2 separate regions of the Homo sapiens genome follow, and region 1 is linked to region 2. Evidence: chromatin contacts called from ENCODE Hi-C or POLR2A ChIA-PET data. All regions are on one chromosome and are shown on one strand. Each heading gives the region's core, a stretch centred on a gene start or an enhancer-like site at or near the end of the contact. The rest is flanking DNA. Distances are from core to core; before and after follow the strand shown.

What was found. A loop is a pair of places that touch in the nucleus more often than their neighbours do. ChIA-PET counts read pairs that join two places held with the same protein, here RNA polymerase II (POLR2A). Pooled maps may share reads with other maps.
Region 1: a loop to region 2 is called in a map of transverse colon, with 4 times the contacts of the local background. The contact joins the enhancer-like site here to the promoter of MEIS2 in region 2. A Hi-C loop is called at or near these places in 12 of 168 maps with a recorded cell type or tissue (PC-3, Right ventricle myocardium inferior, ascending aorta and 6 more), 1 of 37 single-sample maps with no recorded cell type and 18 of 50 pooled maps. POLR2A ChIA-PET finds 5 or more read pairs at or near these places in 3 of 52 experiments (AG04449, AG04450 and K562).

The regions. Positions count from the first base shown.
Region 1 is chr15:36,600,202-36,604,301 of GRCh38, reverse strand. The region is part of intron 1 of CDIN1 (CDAN1 interacting nuclease 1); the gene reads right to left. Among named protein-coding and RNA genes, the nearest start is that of CDIN1, 23 kb to the right of the region's middle. Within about 2 kb of position 2,546, at least 8 of the 41 ENCODE cell types and tissues checked have a DNase peak (open chromatin) inside an H3K27ac peak, as active enhancers do; they include ascending aorta, heart right ventricle and transverse colon, where a contact is called at or near this core.
Region 2 is chr15:37,099,069-37,103,433 of GRCh38, reverse strand. It overlaps MEIS2 (Meis homeobox 2), which reads left to right and starts at 2,885. Exons shown (of 12, transcript NM_170675.5): 1 at 2,885-3,979. The coding sequence starts at 3,968. It overlaps LOC124903465 (a long non-coding RNA gene), which reads right to left and starts at 4,186. Exons shown (of 2, transcript XR_007064581.1): 1 at 4,005-4,186; 2 at 1-3,633. RefSeq lists silencers at 1,515-1,654, 4,104-4,163, 4,314-4,365 and enhancers at 2,355-2,634, 2,885-3,044.

The DNA of each region.
Region 1 (4,100 bases), core at 1,297-3,796, 500 kb after region 2:
CAAGCAATTAATTATAAAAAAAAAAAAGCCAGGTGGCTTTCATTACATAAATTACTGTTAATGACAGAGACCTCATGCTGCTACTGAATTTAGCATTTGCATGTGTCAAGTGCACATAGTGGTGTGTAACTCCCCTCTTCAGGGTGGAACCAAGCATTGAAGCAGAAGGCAAGCTGCCCAATTTTAAGATCACACCCGAACTGGTCCTTTCAGCCCCACATATTCCAAAGGTTTTAACATCTGTAGCAGAAAATCTGTCTTCCAATAACATTTTGTTGAAACAGCTTTAAAACCAGATATATAATTACTGATCATGAAATAGTGTTTACCTACACTTAGTTACTAAAAGTCCTATCTCTATGATTTAAATATTACCAAAAAAAAAGTTTAACCAATTTGCAGCAAACCAAGGCATCTATTAATATCTCACAAATGCAGTTTTTAAAATAATGTTTAATGTTGCCTCCCTACCACAGAAACTGTGCTAAATAAATGGACAATAACTCTTTTTTCAGGGTTCTCTGTTTTACTCAGCCTTTTGTAGTGATTCCTCCAACTCTACAGTAAGTATAAGTCCCTTCCAAAGACAAGGAAGAATTTTACCTCTTTATTCTGATAAAAAGCATGAGTTTCAATGATATAATAGGAGAGTAGGAGCTTATATGATACAGAAAGAAACACAGGAAGAAAATAAAAATAAATAGCAAATAAGTTTCATCCTATTTCAAACCCTATCCCAAATAGAGGCCTAAAGAAGTATCTCCAACCCCCTCCATCACTACCACCAGAAAAAGGAGAAAGTTTTATGAAAATGCTTTGTAAGCTATAGGATAAAATTCAAAAATTACTATAGTCTCCCTTTCTAAGCAAATAAGAAATGCTTTAAAATGTAACTGAAAATCCTAAATTGAGCTACCACTCTGGTTTTCAAGGATTAACTGCCTAGTTAGATTATCTAACCCTTTACTTTTCTTCTTCCTCTAAGAAGCCTGCCTTATAAACAACCACCAGAGAGACGGGTAACGGAAACAGGTTAGTTAAAGGGAATGTGTCTTTAGCTTCTGAGTAGTCAGTCTACATTTGGGGAGCACAGAGAAAAGGTGGGCATAAAATAAGGGCTAATAGTTAAGGAAGGAGAGTCTGCACTTACTAAGTACAAGGATAAAGTAACAAAATAAACTTTTTCAGCTAAAAGAAGGAGCTAATTTACTCACATTATCTTTGGCCAAAGTAATAATCCCAGAGGAGTGTGATTTGTATATTTAGCACCAATGATGCTGCCATGGCTCAAAAACACAACTTACCTTTTTTTTTTTTTGAGACGGAGTCTCTGTCACCCAGGCTGGAGTGCAGAGGCATGATCTCGGCTCACTGCAAGCTCTGCCTCCCGCATTCACGCCGTTCTCCTGCCTAAGCCTCCCAAGTAGCTGGGACTACAGGTGCCTGCCACCACGCCTGGCTCATTTTTTGTATATATATTTTTTTTTAGTAGAGACGGGGTTTCACCGTGTTAGCTAGGATGGCTCGAGCCTCGATCTCCTGACCTCGTGATCTGCCCGCCTCGGCCTCCCAAAGTGCTGGGATTACAGGCGTGAGCCACTGCGCCCAGCCCAACTTATCTTTAAGAATCACTTTAGAACCACTTTACCAGTTACACAAGAAAACCAACTTCACAGTCACATCTCACATCTCACCAAAATACAGGGTGGCCACCACGTCTAGAAACACAGATAAATACAATAAAGGATTTATTGTTATTGAATTATAACACATGGCAAAATAATTATGTCTCTAGAATTTATGGTCACCTAGTAACATCAGCCCCCTTATTTTTCAAACTTAATAATGCCTTTTGTCTCCATTCTCAAAAGTACCAAAGACACTGTGTCACACACTCCAAAAATACTTGCCAAAAGAGAAGTCCCAAAAGTGTTTTTGCTATCATTACAATGTGTCCGCAGTAGGAAATAGTATTCATTATAGCACTTTTAAAACTGTGAGCCATTAATTTATAGTTGCAATACATGTGAGGGAAAATAAAAGTTTGGTTATTGGAGGACATTAGAAGAGTTAAGTAGAAGACAAGATGCAGGCGCTGATAGCCTGGCAGGCACAGGGCACACCACCAACCAAAACCATCAGCCCCTTCCACTGGAGTGGCTGGAAGCGTTCACGCTGAGCACATACGCTTAAGAATTCACAGTAAGTGAAATTCAAACTCTTTCCCTCTTACTGTTACATAATAATTTTTCAACACCCTAACAAGATTTTTCATGTCTTCCTAATCCCAATTAGGAATAATAGTAGCTTTATCACTATGAATACAAAAAAAAATTGAGAGCTGCTATCGATAAAACCCTGAGTGTTTTGGTGTATGGTGCAAGTTAATGATTCAGTGATGCTATGATCGTGTCAGGTTCATGACGAATTTTCAGAGAGCAGCCCAGAAAAGTCAATCAGCACTGCTGTCTATTTTTATGATGCTGGAGGCAGTACAATGGTAGAGCTCACTAGCACTGTGTGCCAGGCAGGACACGAGGATTTTACTCATACGGTTAGGAATTCCAGTCCCAGAGAAGGCCAAAAGCAAAGGTCTAATGTAGACAGTTAAGATAAAGCAGCTTAGCTTGAAGAGGAAGCTAAAAATGTTCTGCTTTGGAAACTGCCATATTTGTGACCTCATGGCAGACTGAGAAAACCAAAGAGCTCCAGAAATCACACAAGTAGTTAGTTCACTGGGGTTTTACAATGCCCTGTGGCTGCTCAGTTGTGAATCCCCTGAAAAAACAAGTTCATGAGGTTTAATAATAGGTGACAGATCACCTCAGTAGGTCGTTTTGCAAAAATATCCATGCCAAAGACCACAGAGGTACCTGTTGGACATGGTCAAGGGTGGTAAGTATTACACTAGTCTCCATCTGAATCATGTAAGCTACAAGCCTAAGACTACGAAAAGAAAATGGGGTATAGAAAAAGGACAAATCTCCAATCACAAATCTACCTTGATTCCAGCCACTAAAATTTCACATAAAGGTCCCTTTTCAGTCCAAGTTACCCCGTGCTGAAGGGTAGGACAGTTACACATCGTACCTAGTCTCAACCCCTAATGAAATCCCAGTTGGTAAAGTCATTCACATTCTAAAAGGGAACCAACTCCTCACACTGCAGAATGTTAGCACTGCACAATAATCCACAGTTAAGTAAACTCTGAAAGGAACCTTTTACTTTTTTTTTTTTGATACCCCTACTTGGGACATCAAAACACTGTAGCATTACTTCCTAAAAATAATAGAAATTATGTTGAATCACATGAAACAAATTTACTCTCACTCACGAATAAAAGTCAATCACTAACTTAGAATTAACCATTGAAATAGGAAAAATGACATAAAAATGGATTGAAAAGTCTATCTACAAATGTTAAGGTTAGCATTCATCTAGGATCCATTTCTTTTGTCCAGTTTTACATCAAAGTTTCATAAACTACTGAAAACTATACTTTGATGGAAAACATGCCTCCAATACTAGTTCTCCTGGTATAAATGGTCCCAGAATTTATGTCTTTGACATGTGGCCACGGATTTTCACACTGCCACCAAAGTATTCAGTTAATATACAAATTTCTACTAAACCAAGCCATAAACAAATCTTTAACTGAAAAGCTCTGTCTACTCGTTTATAATCTGTTACCTGGAAAAAAAGCAGAAGGTCTCTCTAGCCACCTAATCACCATATCAATGACACATGCCACAAGAGAGAAGCACTAGTTTATTTGATTGATCATGGTAGATAAACTCCAAATAACAGAGAAATTAACAAATGCTTGACATTTGCTCAACATCCATTATTCTGACACTGCTTTCAGAATTTCAAAGCCTGGGAGTATGCTTAATCAACATTCATATTCCCTCGTGAACTACAGGCACCATATTGCACCCCGCCTTCATACTGATGAAAACTGCATATTGGCCATTTCCAAAATGTTCTGGGACTCCACACAGGGCCCCTTTTCTCCCTTGTTCCTGCTCTGCAGTTTTCTTTTAAACACTTCCAAGACAAAAGCATCTGCCAGTTTTTCTCTCTAGGGATGTATGCAAAAT
Region 2 (4,365 bases), core at 1,636-4,135:
AGAAAAAAAAAGAAAAGAAAAGAAAAAAAGAAAAAGAAGATAAAGAAAGAAAAGAAAATATAGAAATCATCAATCTGTCTGAGTTGTTTTTACTCACACTGCAAGGGAAGGAATATTTTTCTAAAAATGCGACTTAAGTTTTTCTAAATGAAAGCTATAGAGATGCTAACTCACTTTACAGTATCACTATAAAAACAGAAAAAGAAACAGAAGGTAGCAATGTTGAATGTTTAAACCCTGCAAGGCAGAGGTTCCGCATGAAGTTGATCTTTACAAAAAAAGGTTTATCAAGGACACTGAGGAATTTCTTTTAAAAAGAAACGTAACTGGCACTTATTGAACAAGACATTTAAAACAACAATAATCCTATTGGCGACGATAAACTTAAATTCTTAAATTGAATTTAAGAATAATTAGAAGAGTAAAAACTGAGTACAAATTTCTCAGCCAGCGGCGCTGCACCGGGAACTTGGACCCACCAACATCAACAGCTTTGCAAAGTCGAAAACGCTCCGCAGCGTTTTTGTTTTTTTCCCCTCCCCACCCCGCCGCACTCTCAAACCTCCCGGTCCCGGCTAAACTGAATTCGCGTAACTGTCGATTGAAATAAAATTCTGGAGACCAACTTTTTCTTTTCTCTTTCATCTTCTTTTCTTTTTTACTCACCTTCTCTTAAATGTCGACGAGCAACTCAGCAACAAATAAGGATACTTTTAATCTTGGAGTTCTTCTAGGAAAAAAAAGAGGACGTGGAGGAAGTACCCTCCCCCCAACCTTCAGATTTCCTACCCGTCGGCTCTAGCAGGCTTGAAGCCCGGCAAAAAAGAGTGGCTGAAAACCTGGGCTACACTCTCCTCCCTGAAGCTCCGTGAGTCTGGCCGTCCCTGCTCGGGCCATTGGGCAGAAACCTCGCGGCCCGCAGCCCCTCTCCCTGGCGTCGCGCTATCCGCGCCTCTGCCAGCCCCTTCGCACTATCTTTCTTTATATGTGAGGGCCGATTTCCCGCAGACATCATTGTTATGATGGCTCATTTAATCAAACTGTTTAATTGCTCTGGTAATCACTATCATCATCACAGGTGCTCAATCATTCATCATTTTTGGAGGGCTTTATTGACCTCCGGAGTTCATTCCTCAGCCCTATTAAAACGAGGCCAAATTTCTCCGACTCCGCTTGGAGTCTCTGCAGGCTGCAATCTTAGCCTAGTTTCTGTTGCTCGAAAGCTTACAGTGAAGCAGGGAACATGGAACGGGGGCCAAAAAAAAGAGCCCTCCCACCCGCCCTCCTCCCCGCTCTCTCTCGCTCTCTCTCTCTCTCTCTCACACACAACACACACACAGAGTACTTTATTCTCTCTAATCAACCTCCCCCATCCCACCCTCCCTCCGCGGGAAAGTCGGTTAGACGCGGCTCGCGGAAGACACTACTCTCCACTTCTCAGAATGGGTTCAAAGTTGGGGAGGGATGCGGCTGTTGGAGAACAACAGTCCGCTTTCCACTCTCTGGGCCAGGGACTGGGAGGGCGAGAGCGAGAAGTTGGGGAGAGGACGCGCTTCCAGCGCCTGTCCGCCCGGCCGCGCCACAAGGGGCCGAGGGGCATGGGGGCTGCTGGGCGGCAAGGCTTGCGCGGGGTGACCGTGGCTCCGCCCCCAACTCCGGGCTCGTAGTGATTGACGCGCGGCCGCCGGGAAACCAGCCGCGCAGAGGTGAAGCCTGGTGCAGCTCGGGCCAGGGAGGACAGGGCACCGGCCACAACTAGTTTCCACCCAAACGGTGTGGGGTAGTTCCCTTCGTTTCCTTTTCCTTTTTGGAAAAGTTCTTTCGGAGCTGGCCCCATCTCCCTGACCCCGCGAAATCGCCCCTGTGTAATTAACACAGCCATTAGCAGGCGTTACCGCGGCCCGCCGCTGCGCCTCGGGCGACCACAACAAAGCTGGGCTGTGAGCGCCGGCCACTCCTCCTCGCCCGGCAACTTCTTTCTCCCCCACTCTCTCCGTCTTTTCCTCCTGTGCTTCCCAGCTCTGAGTGAGATCCACTTTGGAGACGCACACTAGTCGCGCGCGCGCACGGGCGCGCGGGCGCGCGCGCGCACACACACACACACACACACACACACACACACACACACACGCCTTTGGCTACATCGGACCCAGATGACTGCCTCCTCACTTCCTCCCTCCCGATTCCGCCGCGGCCCCCAAAGACTCTCGGGGTGGCCCCTTGTCCGCACCGCTTGGAGGGAGTGTGCTCTGAGTTAAGCTGGTCTCTTCTGGTCCTGGAAAAAAATGAGTATTGACAAGGTTGCTGGATCTGCGCAGAAAAGAAAGTGCCACTTAATAAAAAATTTAGCCCGGCAGTGGTACCGTCTGCAGAGCTTGCTGCCCTTGGACGTTAGCAGGAAGCCTTCGGGGTGCTGTAATCGGCGGGCAGAGGAGAGGGAGGCCGCGGAATTAAAAGGAACAAAAGCTAGAGCGCCATGCCAAACGTCCCCGGCAAGACCCAGTTAGGCAGGAGCCGGGAGTGATGGGAAAATGAACTAGAAGTAAGTTTTTTTTTTTTTTTAAATGAAAAGATCTGAGGCGGTACCGTACTTTCCCTGTGGTTTTCTGCAGTTTTCCTCTCTGCGCTCTCCCTGTCCTCTTCTCTCTCCCCCTCTCCCTCTCTCCCTGTTCGCGCGCGCGCGCGCGCAACACACACGCGCGCACGCACACACATACACACACACTCACACACACAGACACACTCTCCTTTTCCTCCCCCCCGCCGTCCCCCATCCCCGTGGAGGAGCAGGCTTGCTGATTTGCTCGGGTCCGCCCGGCTCGAGCCTCCCCTCCCCCTCCCGCCCCCCCGCCTCCCCCACCCCCCCAGCCGGGGCTGTCCGATCGCACTCGTTGCATATCAGAGGCTCGGCGCGGCGCGCTCCTCCTCGCTCCCGCTCCCCACTCCCGGGATGTGTCTCCGCCGTACGACGGGCTATGGCCACCACGACTTCCGGGTTCCGTCATTTCGTTCTCCCGCCGCCGACCCGCGCCGCCAAACTGAGGCTCTTCAATAAGCCAGGCAGCAGCCAACCTGCCAACACCTACTGACACTCACTCATCTCCCAGAGAGAGAAAGAGAGCGAGAGAGAGCGAGCGCGAGAGAGCGAGCGCGAGTGAGAGCGAGCGAGCGAGCGAGAAAGAGAGAGAGGGAGAGACAAAATACCTACCAGGAAAGGGGGGGAGGAAGTCCAATTTTTGCAAACTATTCATTTTTTTTTCTTGATTTTTCTCACTGCTTTCTTTGAACAATACTTTAAAGAGAGAGGATCGTATTATAGATACCGCGGGGGCAAAGCTAAAAAAGGGGGGAGGGGGGAGGAAAAAATTCAAGAAGCAGAAACCCCTCGCGGAGTTTTACTGGAAGAAAAAAACGGGTCTGAAAGATTCCTCCTCTTCATCATCATCAACCATCATTCATTCACTACCTTGACATTCCGGGCTTTGATTGACAGCTGGAGTGGCAAAAAGCCATGAAACACGACAGTTCGGTTACATGTGGGCTGCTGACGGGCCGCTCGTAACCTTCAGTTCGGGGGCTTGACAATTTTTTTCTTCTTTTTCTTCTTTTTCTTTTCTTTCTTTTTTTTTCCAACTGAGGGGAAGAGAAGAGAAAGAGGGGGAAAGGAGGACCGAAGAGGAGGAGGAGGGGAGGGGGGAGGAGGAGGAGGTGGAGGAGGAGGAGGAAGATCAGGAGGAGGAGGAAGAAGAGGAAAAAAGAGAAAAAGAAGAAATATCACAGAAAAAAAAATTCTTCGTTGTCTAGACTGGGCTTTTTTTCCCCCCTAAAAAATAGCATATTGGAGAATTGGGAGAAGTCTCTTTGGTTTGGAAAAAAAAAAAAGGAATCTTCAGCCTAGATCACTTTCTTATCCGGACTGGGATATTAAATATACGACACATCCAGGAGTTTATTGGAGCGCAGACTGATGGCGCAAAGGGTAGGTTTAAATCTCCAACACTTACCTAGATATAAATCCTCTCCTAAGAGGGGCCTGTCCCGATGCCTCCTCTCCCTTCAACGCTTCTGCTGCTGCTCGCTGCTTGATGATGGCGGCCAGTATTTTAAAAAATAGCAAAATTATTCATCGGCTTCTTTCCCTCCCGTGCCTCTGCGTGTGTGCGAGTGTGTGTGCGTGCGTGTGTGCGTGTCTGGGCGCGCGTGTTCCAGCGCTGTGCGAGCGGGCGGGCGGCGAGTGCGTGTGAGTGGTGTGTGTGTGTGCGTGTGCAATCGTTACACGCTTTCGCCTCGCTCCAGCTTTTACCCCAGCAGCGCGATTCCCCCGGTTCTCCTGCTGCCGCTGCTGCGCCGCTGCCGCCGTGGCTC